Regions from separate parts of the Homo sapiens genome. Here region 2 is linked to region 1. The links are chromatin contacts, found by Hi-C or POLR2A ChIA-PET in ENCODE. All regions are on one chromosome and are shown on one strand. The core of a region is the stretch at or near the end of the contact, and the rest is flanking DNA. Distances in the headings are between cores, read along the strand shown. Region 1 holds the start of ATP1B2 (ATPase Na+/K+ transporting subunit beta 2). Region 2 overlaps DNAH2 (dynein axonemal heavy chain 2).

The links. A loop is a pair of places that touch in the nucleus more often than their neighbours do. ChIA-PET counts read pairs that join two places held with the same protein, here RNA polymerase II (POLR2A). Pooled maps may share reads with other maps.
Region 2: a map of left cardiac atrium shows a loop between it and region 1 (2.8-fold over the local background). The contact joins the enhancer-like site here to the promoter of ATP1B2 in region 1. A Hi-C loop is called at or near these places in 1 of 168 maps with a recorded cell type or tissue (left cardiac atrium) and 1 of 50 pooled maps. POLR2A ChIA-PET finds 5 or more read pairs at or near these places in 2 of 52 experiments (K562 and PC-3).

Annotation. Positions count from the first base shown.
Region 1 is chr17:7,647,944-7,653,050 of GRCh38, reverse strand. ATP1B2 (ATPase Na+/K+ transporting subunit beta 2) reads right to left here and starts at 2,125. Exons shown (of 7, transcript NM_001678.5): 1 at 1,421-2,125. The coding sequence starts at 1,532. RefSeq lists enhancers at 1,555-2,197, 2,472-2,972, 2,973-3,473 and silencers at 2,066-2,215, 4,962-5,107.
Region 2 is chr17:7,807,293-7,812,296 of GRCh38, reverse strand. DNAH2 (dynein axonemal heavy chain 2) reads right to left here. Exons shown (of 86, transcript NM_020877.5): 62 at 4,978-5,004; 63 at 4,711-4,827. Among named protein-coding and RNA genes, the nearest start is that of KDM6B, 24 kb to the left of the region's middle. Within about 2 kb of position 2,761, at least 3 of the 41 ENCODE cell types and tissues checked have a DNase peak (open chromatin) inside an H3K27ac peak, as active enhancers do; they include PC-3, where a contact is called at or near this core.

The sequences.
Region 1 (5,107 bases), core at 876-3,375:
TCTGCATTCGTACTCATGCTTAAAGCTGTGCTAGCATGGTGCCTTTTAAAGCGGGTACTGGCCACCATTCACAAGCAAACCCTCATACCACCCCGCAGAGACTGGACCCTCAGATTTGAATAGCAACATCTCTCTCCTGGTGCCCTTCAGAAGCCAAACTTTGAACACAGTTCCTGAAATGAAAGACCTAACACTAGCCTAGCTACAAATCTCTCAGAGACGGCTTGTTAGAACCTTCAACAGTCACCCCACCCTCAGTTCACACCCAGCACCCTGGGCAGAGGCAGGGAGGAAAGGCAGAATCTCCCACAGCCTTCCCTTGGTGGGATCTCTCCATGGCTCCCCCGCCTGAAGTAAGGACCCAAGGGCCGGCTGTTCCCACCACCCTGGACTCCCAATCCTTCCATCTCAGAGGACACTTCTTCCATGAAGTCCTCTGGCTCTCCCAAGCATTGCTGGATTCTTCTCATCCCAGGGGCTGGAGTTTGAGTTCCCTGAGGGAATGGATTGCATGGGACCCACTTCGTGTAGGCCCCGAATGGGTGGACTGATGGGGACGGTGCCCAGTGTGGAAAGATTGTAAATCGTGTCACACAGTGTCCTCTGTCCCCTGTGTCTCAACGTCCCAGCTTGACCATCCCTCTTGGAAGAATTCCACCCCTCACCTGCACCTGTGCCGGTCACCAGACCCCCTCCACCCCCCCAACCCCCGACCACTACAGCTCCCTGAGTCCTGCCATGGTCAGCCTGGGGAGGCTTCCAAGTCATCCGACTGTCACAGACACCTGGCTGGCTGATGCACACAAATCACCACAGCGACCACTCCTCCCTCCGTCACCGACATGGGAGCAAAACCTGCAGCCTCGGTAAAACTCATACTATCAGCAGCCCCCCAACCCACAAAGCAGTCCCAGAAGGCTCCCAAGGCCAGGCGGTGGGATACAGACAACTTCCGCCGTGAAGAACCCCCCTAACACACCCCCCAAGACCCGCCCCCTCATGAACGTTCCCAGGGTCCAGGGGGTGGGCACGAGCTAAAAATAGACGGGGCTGCGGAGCTAGTGAGAGCCGGAGGGAGGGAAGGGGCGCTCTTTGGAGGTGGGGGACGCCCGTGTGGAGCGGACAGGCCCCGAGAGGGAGTGTGAGCGCCGGCGCGGACACGCAGGCGGAGCTGGCGACCCCCCGCCCGAGGGGGCTCCGCGGGGGGCGGGAAGGCGGCTGTGACCTACTTTCTCCGCCTCCGCACGGCCAGCCGGGGAGATTAGACTGGCGATTCGGCCCCCTCCCAGCCCAGAGCCCGGCAGGGAGGCTGGACGCCGGGGACCCGGGAGGGGAGCTGGGGCCGCGTCGGCGGGACCCTGCGCCCCCGAGGCGTCGCCCCGCGGCTTTCCCCCGCCCCTTGCGTGCCGGCCCTGCGTACCCCAGCTGGTCCCGGTGCGGCCCATAAACTGGTGCGTCCTCGGGTTCCACACGAACTCCTTCCACTCCTCAACCACCTGCCCGCAGCTCTTCTTCTCTTTCTGGATGACCATCTTGGTGGCGCGGGGCGAGTCCGGGCGCGGGGCGGGGGGTTGCGGAGAAGCGGGGGCGCCGCGCGCTGAAGCCCTCCACACACCCAAAAGCACGGGGAGCGAAGGCGGCGCGGGCAAAGGAGACCCCCCTCAGATATGCAGCTGCTGCAGATTCCGGGGTGCACGACCACGCGCTGCGGGGTGCTGGCAGCGCGGCGGAAGATGCACCGATCCTAGGCCCCCCAACTGCGATGAAAAGGGGTGCTGTCAGAGCAGGGGAGAATAACAAGAGGAAGGGGTATGAATGCAGCTTCACCCCCCACCAAACCGTCTAGAAACAAAACGAAATGGGGTGCAAAAACAGACGGCTACAAAAACCGAGCAGAACGCAGAAAAAAAGCGGGGTACAAAAAGGCAGAGAGAGGTGGGGGAGGGGGCCGCCCCGAAATCCAAGATGCAAAGAAGCTGTGGAACGAAGCTCAAGGCTCGCTCCGCCAAGCGGAGACCACTGCACCGGTGGTGGCTCAGCCGCGGGGGTGGGGCGGGGACGCGCAGCTGGGGGACAGCCAGGGATGGGGGGCCCCCCAGGCGGAGGCTCCGCTCCTCAGCAGTGCGAGGCCCGCGGTCGCCGAGCGCGGTCTTTATACTCTGCGGCTCTGGGGGTGCCCGCCCCCTTCCCACCCCCAGAAGCTCCGCCTCCTCGCCACTGGCCCAGGCGACCTCATACATATGTAAATATGGAGAGGTTGGGCCCGCCCCCCTGACTTCTCTTAGGGACCTAGCTGTCTCTCCATTACCCCCACCCCAGGTACTAGACTGGGACAGGGTGGGAGGAAGAGATAGAGGGCGTGTCCGGGCGGAGTAGAGGGAAAGATAACCCCAGAGAAACACAACGGCAGAGAGAGAAGCCGATATATGCTCAAAGGTGGGGGCCCCAGGCAGGGAGTTAGAAAGAGACTAAGATACAGATGCGGCGGAAGAGTCCGGGAGCAGATGGGGCAGAATGTCAGAGGAATAAAGAGCTAGAGATCAAGAAAGAGAGCGAAGAGACCAGCCGGGAGGCTGGCCGAGCCAGGAGGGAAGCTAGGACAGGCCCCGCAGAGATGGATAAAGGCCACCCCCAGAGGGACGTTCCCCTGTTGGGAGCCGCTACCAGTCCCCCAGACGCCTCCTTCTCCAATCTCACAGCCCCTGTCCACACCACCTGGCTCTGTCCACGTGCAGAGGCTTCCCCATCTTCCCATCACGTCTCCCTGAAGCCCTCTCAACACCACATTCCCAGTCCCCAGCACTGCCCTGAGATCCCAGCCCTGCAGCCAGGTCTACTTCGGTTCTCTGCCTCCTGGCACCCCCACCCCCACGTCGGAACTCACCTCCTTATGTGTCTACTTGGGTCAACAAACATTTATTGAGCACCTCTATAGACTGTGTGCTGTAGCCCTGGGGAGGCCAGAGAGGTTACACTGAAGCCACATCTCTCACGGGGCTCACAGTCTAGGGCGGGAGTACACTTGCTCTACATACCACATGTTAAGAATCATTATCTCAAGCCGGGCACGGTGGCTTATGCCTGTAATCCCAGCATTTTGGGAGGCCGAGGCGGGCAGATCACGAAGTCAGGAGTTCGAGACTAGCCTTGCCCACATGGTGAAACCCCGTCTCTACTTAAAAATGCAAAATTAGGCCAGGCGCGGTGGCTCACGCCAGTAATCCCAGCACTTTGGGAGGCCGAGGTGGGTGGATCACGAGGTCAGGAGATCGAGACCATCCTGGATAACACAGTGAAACCCCGTCCCTACTAAAAATACAAAAAAAAAAAATTAGCTGGGCGTCGTGGCGGGAGCTTGTAGTCCCAGCTACTTGGGAGGCTGAGGCAGGAGAATGGCATGAACCCGGGAGGCGGAGCTTGCAGTGAGCCGAGATCGCTCCACTGCACTCCAGCCTGGGCAACAGAGCTTCCGTCTCAATAAAAAAAAAAAAAAAAATTAGCTGGGCATGGTGGTGGGTGCCTGTAGTCCCAGCTACTCAGGAGGCTGAAGCAGGAGAATTGCTTGAACCCGGGAGGCGGAGCTTGCAGTGAGCTGAGATCACGCCATTGCACTCCAGCTTGGGCAATAGAGTGAGACTTCGTCTCAAAAAAAGAGAGAAAAAAAAAATCATTATCTCGGCCAGGCCCAGTGGCTCATGCCTGTAATCCCAGCTCTATAGGAGGCCGAGGCCAATGGATCACCTGAGCAAGGGAGTTCGAGACCAGAGGTCAGGAGTTCAAGACCAGCCTGGCCAACATGGTGAAACTGCGTCTCTACTAAAACTAAAAAAATTAGCCGGGTGCGGTGGTGGGAGCCTGTAATCCCAGCTACTCAGGAGGCTGAGGCAAGAGAATTGCTTGAACCTGGAAGGTGGAGGTTGCAGTGAGCCGAGATTGTGTCACTGCACTCCAGCCTGGACAAGAGCAAAACTCCATCTCAAAAAAATGGTATGCATTGAATGAATGAATGAATGAATGGGAGTTGGGGCTGGCCTCTGAAGGGTAGGTAGTCTTCCAGGACAAAGGAATGAAAGGCACAGAGGTGTGAAGTCAGGAGTAAGCACAGTCTACCCCAGGAGTGGCTGGCTTGGCTCCAGGAGAGAACTAGTCGGAGACTAGTGGGAAAGGAGGTTGGGGACACAGCATGGGTGTGGATTGCGGAGTACCCTGCAGGTTAGACTGAAGAATCAGGACTCTATCCTACAGGCTAATAAGAAGCCACTGAAGAACTTTCAGCTGAGGAGTGGCCTAATTAAAGCTGTATTTTGAGAAAATTAATCCCGAATCTGCTGCAGAATAGACTGAAGCATGGCCAGCTGCATAATTGTCAGGATCCAGTGCAAAATGGAAATGCAGGGACCCTTGTTCAAAACCTAGGGGAAAAAATGCCCTTAGAGGCACTAAAATATAAACTTTTTTTTTTTTTTTTTTTTTTTTTTTTTTTGGAGACAGAGTCTCACTGTGTCACCCAGGCTGGAGTGCAGTGGCATGATATCTGCTCACTGCAGCCTCTGCCTCCAGGGTTCAAGCGGTTCCTCCCTCAGTCTCCCGGGTAGCTGGGACTACCACCACGCCCGGCTAATTTCTGTATTTTTTTGTAGAGATGGGATTTCACCATGTTGGCCAGGCTAGTTTTGAGTTCCTGACCTCAAATGATCCACCTACCTTGGCCTCGCAAAGTGCTGGGATTACAGGTGTGAACAACCGCACCCAGCCTAAACTATTTTCCTTTCATCCATAGTTCTTTCAGCTTCTCATGGTTTTTTGTTTTAGAGACAGGGTCTTGCTATGTCACCCAGACTGGAGTGCAGTGACGCGATCTTGGCTCACTGCAACCTCCACTTCCCAGGTTCAAGCAATTCTTCTGTCTCAGCCTCTTGAGTAGCTGGGATTACAGGCACAGGCCACCATGCCCGGCTAATTTTTGTATTTTTACTAGAGACAGGGTTTTGCCGTGTTGGCCAGGCTGGTGTGGAACTCCTGGACTCCTGGACTCAAGGGATCCACCCACATCAGCCTCCCAAAGTGCTGAAATCACAAGTGTGAGCCACCGTACCCAGCATGTCCA
Region 2 (5,004 bases), core at 1,512-4,011, 160 kb before region 1:
ATATGTATTTTACCACGATCAACCCCCTAAGAAAAGAATGTATACATATGTGTGGATTTATAACCCCCGATCCAGTAAATGCTTATTGGTTAGATTGTATCTCTTATATTAATCTATTGCTAAAGATTTCTCCTAGTTAAATTTAAGTGCACAAGTCATGGTTCCAGATAACTGACATTTTGGTAAAGCTAAAACCAAGATTTTCTCTGTGTATCCTCATTACCTCAAATGCTATTGGGTTTCTTCTACGGTCTTTGGCAATGGTAATAACCAGTTTTTTGGCAACGTAATTTTATCTGCAAGTTGTGTATGCCTTATTAAGACCCTTGAGTTCTATTTTAATCTCAAATAATGCTCACGAGAGACTTCATTCTGAACTTAATACAGCCTCTGAGGTCCTGAGGAACAACATCCTTTTCCAGGGAGAAACAGCCCAGGTTAAGAAAACTGATCTACCCAGAGAACCCCCACCCTGCTACGGTCCAAATGTCATGTCTCACTCAAATTCATTTTCAAACTTAATCTCCAGTGGAGTGGTGTTGGGAGGTGGGGCATCTGGGAGGTGATTAGGTCACGGGGGTAGGGCCCTCAGGAATGGGATTAGTGCCCTAGTAAAAGAAGCCCAAGAAAGCTTGTTTGTCCCTTCTGTTATGTGAAGACACACATAAGCGTCATCCATGAGGAACTGACCCTACCAGACATTGAATGTACTTGCACCTTGATTTTAGACTTTCCAGCCTTCGGAACTGTAAGATATCAATTTCTGTTATTTATAAATTACCCAGTATTTTGTTATAGGAGCCCAAATGAACTGAGATAACCCCTCAGCTGAGATGGAGCAGAACAGGAAGTTGGGGAGGATGACTTGGGGACTTTAACTTCAGAAGGTTGAAGTCTAGATTTTTAACTCACAAAGGCAAGATTAGTTGATGTCGAATTTCCATTTCTTTGGACTTTAGTTTGCAAAGGGATTTATTTAATCTTTGAAATTTAATTTCTCCCTAGGGGTTATATTCAAATTTGTGGAATTTCTGTATATTGTTATTATTGGAGCGTTTTAATGCTGTCATTTAATTGAACTAAATGGCCTCTGATATGTTATGTTGGACAATGTGACTAGACATAATTTGGAATGCAAAATGGGAAAAAAATCTGAATGTTCAACCTTAGGGATATAGTTGCCCTAAAGTAGATTAAGACATAATTTGGAATGCAAAATGGGAAAAAATGGGAATGTTCAGACTTGGGGATACAGTCGCCTTAAAGTATATTAAGATTCTGTTCTGACCCATTTCAGAGCCTTCTGGGGCCCTATCTACGCCACTGGTTTGTAACCCTTGTTGTATATCAGAACTAGCTGACAAGTGAGTAATGGCTAAAGCTATTTACTCAAAATTTGTTCTGATCTGCAATGTAGTTGGGCTCTGAGCCTCTTTTCAGACCTGAGCCTCAGTACCATGCATAAGCTTTCCCATCTCTGGTAGGTTCTGACAGGAAAGCTTTTAAAATGCTGATTCTTAGGCTCTGCCAGGGATTCTTACTTAATTGGCCTGGCAGGGCCCAGGGCACAGTGCCTAGTTGTGAAGTTGTATTAAAAGGTACATTTGGGGGCAGGCGCGGTGGCTCACACCTGTAATCCCAGCACTTTGGGAGGCCGAGACGGGCAGATCACTTGAGGTAAGAAGTTCAAGACCAGCCTGGCCAACGTGGTGAAACCCCATCTCTACTAAAAATACAAAAATTAGCCGGGCGTGGTGGCAGACGCCTGTAATCCCAGCTACTCGGGAGGCTGAGGCAGGAGAATCACTTGAATCTGGGAGGCAGAAGTTACAGCGAGCTGGGATCGCACCACCGTGCTCCAGCCTGGGTGATAGAGCGAGACTCTCTCTCAAAAACAAAACGAAACAAAACAAAACAAAAAGGGTATATTTGGGCCAGGTGGGGTGGCTCACCCTTGTAATCCTAGCAACTTGGGAGGCCAAGGCAGGAGGATCACTTGAGCCCACGAGTTCAAGACCAGACTGGGCAACATGGTGAAACCCCGTCTCTACAAAAAATATAAAAAATTAGCCAGGAATAGTGGAGTGTGCCTGTAGGCCCAGCTACTCAGGAGGCTTGGGTGGGAGGATCACCAGAGCCCAGGAAGTCAAGGCTGCAGTGAGTCGTGATTGCGCCACTGCATTCCAGTCTGGGCGACAGAGTGAGATCCTGTCTCAAAAAAAAAAAAAAGAAAAAAAAGAAAGAAAAGAAAGAAGAAAAGGAAGGAAGGAAGGAAGGGAGGGAGGGAAGGAAGGAAAGGAAGGTACATTTCGGGGCACGGTGGCTCACACCTGTAATCCCAACAACTTGTAAGACTGAGATGGGAATTCAAGACCAAGACCAGCCTGGGCAACACAGCAAGACCCCATCTCTAAAAATAAACACATAAATGCTGCTGCTGCTTTTTTTTTTTTTTTAAGGTGCATTTGGCTCATAAACGTCACAGGCTTTGTCCGTAAAAAAGGAGAAATGTTTGTTCCCTGTCTGCTTTCTCTTTTCACTTAGGGGTTCTCAAGTGTGGGTGTGGACCCTCCACCAAAATACCTAACACTGGGTGCACTATAAATGCTTGTTTGATGAATGATGTTGTTGGCAGTGCACCCCAGAGGTCCCATTTTTCACATATGAGGAACCACTCCTAATTATTTAGCCCAGGATATGATTCATCTAGGTGAAAACCCTTTCCAAACAGATTGCCACACCTGTGATTCTTCGCTCTTGGGAAAAGACAGAGTAAAAGAGCAAAGTTTTGTGAGAGGTTGGGAGGTGGCGGTGGTAGCAGGGACGGAGCCGTGGAGGAGCAGGTGCAGAGGTGCAGAGAGAAGCCCCGTTCACCCAACCTGGGTGAGTTCCCTGCACAGAAGAGGCCTCGTGGGCAGCTTAGCTTTTGACAGTAAAGATGCCTACAGCAGGAAAAAAACGGGGATGAGCTGTGGGCAGAGAGGCGTGAAGTCAGGAAACACAGGATCTAGCCCAGCTCTGACGGTGACGAGCCAGTGAGCCCTTGATCTCCCTAGCCTCAGGCTCCTCATCTGATCTGTGGAGGTCGAACCTGGATGTTTTCCAAAGTTGGTTTTAGGTAAAACAGTTTGAAATTGTATGGCCAGCTTCAATTATATAAATATTTTAAATTTCTATATGAAGATAGCACCAACAAAGTTACAGGGCAAGCAAAGATCCAAAGATTGGAAACAGTGTCTCCCTCAAATGGGGAACAGTTAAATAAATGATGGTGTCCCTGTAGCTACCCACTGGAATATCATGCAGTGGTAAAAAGAAAGCAGAGGCTCTTTACATACTGATAAGGAACAATCTTCAACTCACAGGTAAATAAGATAGTAAGGTGCAGGCTGGGGGCAGTGGCTCATGCCTGTAATCCCAGCACTTTGAGAGGCTGAGGCTGGCAGATCACCTGAGGTCAGGAGTTTGAGACCAGCCTGGCCAACATGGCAAAACCCCGTCTCTACTAAAAATACAAAAATCAGCCGGGCGTGGTGGCGGGCACCTGTAGTCCCAGCTACTCAGGAGGCTGAGGCAGGAGAATCTCTTGAACCCAGGAGGTGGAGGTTGCAGTGAGCTGAGATTGCGCCACTGCACTCCAGCCTGGGTGACAGTAATATCGGCTGCTTTCAGAGAGGAAAGCTGGTGACTAGAGAACAGAAGGTGGGCGAGGGGAAACTTCTTATTGGATACTCCTTTGTACCTTTCACACTTCAAACCATGTAACTGTATTACCTTGGGGACAGAGTAGTATCACCTATTAAATCAATCATTTAAAAAATCAAATGATAAACTGGAAGAATTTTGAATTTTTTTGATAATGGCACTTGCCCATCATTCTGCCTGGTTCAGGAGTCACTTATGCATGCATCTTTTTTTTTTTTTTTTCTGAGACAGTCTCACTCTGTCGCCAGGCTGCATTGCAGTGGTGTGAACTTGGCTCACTGCAACCTCCACCTCCTGGGTTCAAGCGATTCTCATGCCTCAGCCTCCTGAGTAGCTGGGATTACAGGTGCCTGCCACCATGCCCGGCTAATTTTTGTATTTTTAGTAGAGATAGGGTTTCACCATGTTGGCCAGGCTAGTCTTGAACTCATGACCTCAGGTGGTCCACCTACCTCGGCCTCCCAAAGTGCTGGGATTACAGGCATGAGCCGTGGCGCCCAGCCTCATGCATGCATCTTGCAGGAGATCGCCTGGGTTGCCCAGACTCCTCACGGTAACTAACCCACTTGGCCTCTGGGAGAGCCCGTCCCCACACAACATATGCACAGACACCCTCACGTTGTTCTTGGTCCACAGAAGCGACACAGACACTCTTGACCCATCCCTCTGGCAAAGACCAATTTGCCACGCAGATGTCATCAGTTAATATCTCAGGCGCCATCTCCGAAGGGTGTGACAGAGATTGCCAGCTCCCAAGTCAATCTTTGGAAGGGCTCCTGGGTCGCAGTGCCTTTGAGCCTTTATAACCCTCTGCAATTGACTTAGCTTTCTGAGCCAGAGGCAGCCCAGTCTAAACAGGGCACAGAGTGGGAAGGAGACAGGACTGGAATGGCACAGGACATGGGGAAGGGGGCTAGAATTAGATGGGGGAAAACAAATGCTTAATGAAGCAATCCAGAACTCAGGGAGAGGGACCTCCGTGGAAAGGACAGGCGATCAGCTCACCTCCCGCAGCTTCTCCTGGGCCTCAGCGAGCGCGGCTTGCTTCTCCCGAAGCTGAGCCAAGGCAGCGTTCATTCGGATTCGCTTGGGCTCCACCACCCGATATAGCCGCCCATACAGCTGTGGGGAGACAGTCAGGCTGTGGGAGTCGCCCACCAACCCACCAACCCCCTCACCTCCAGGCATCCCCTCCTTCCACCTGGGTCTGTGCATCCGCACTCCCCCAGGCCTGCCCTCCCTACCGCCCCGCCCCAGCCCTGACGCCTTTACCTCCATGGCCCGCACCCACATGCAGAG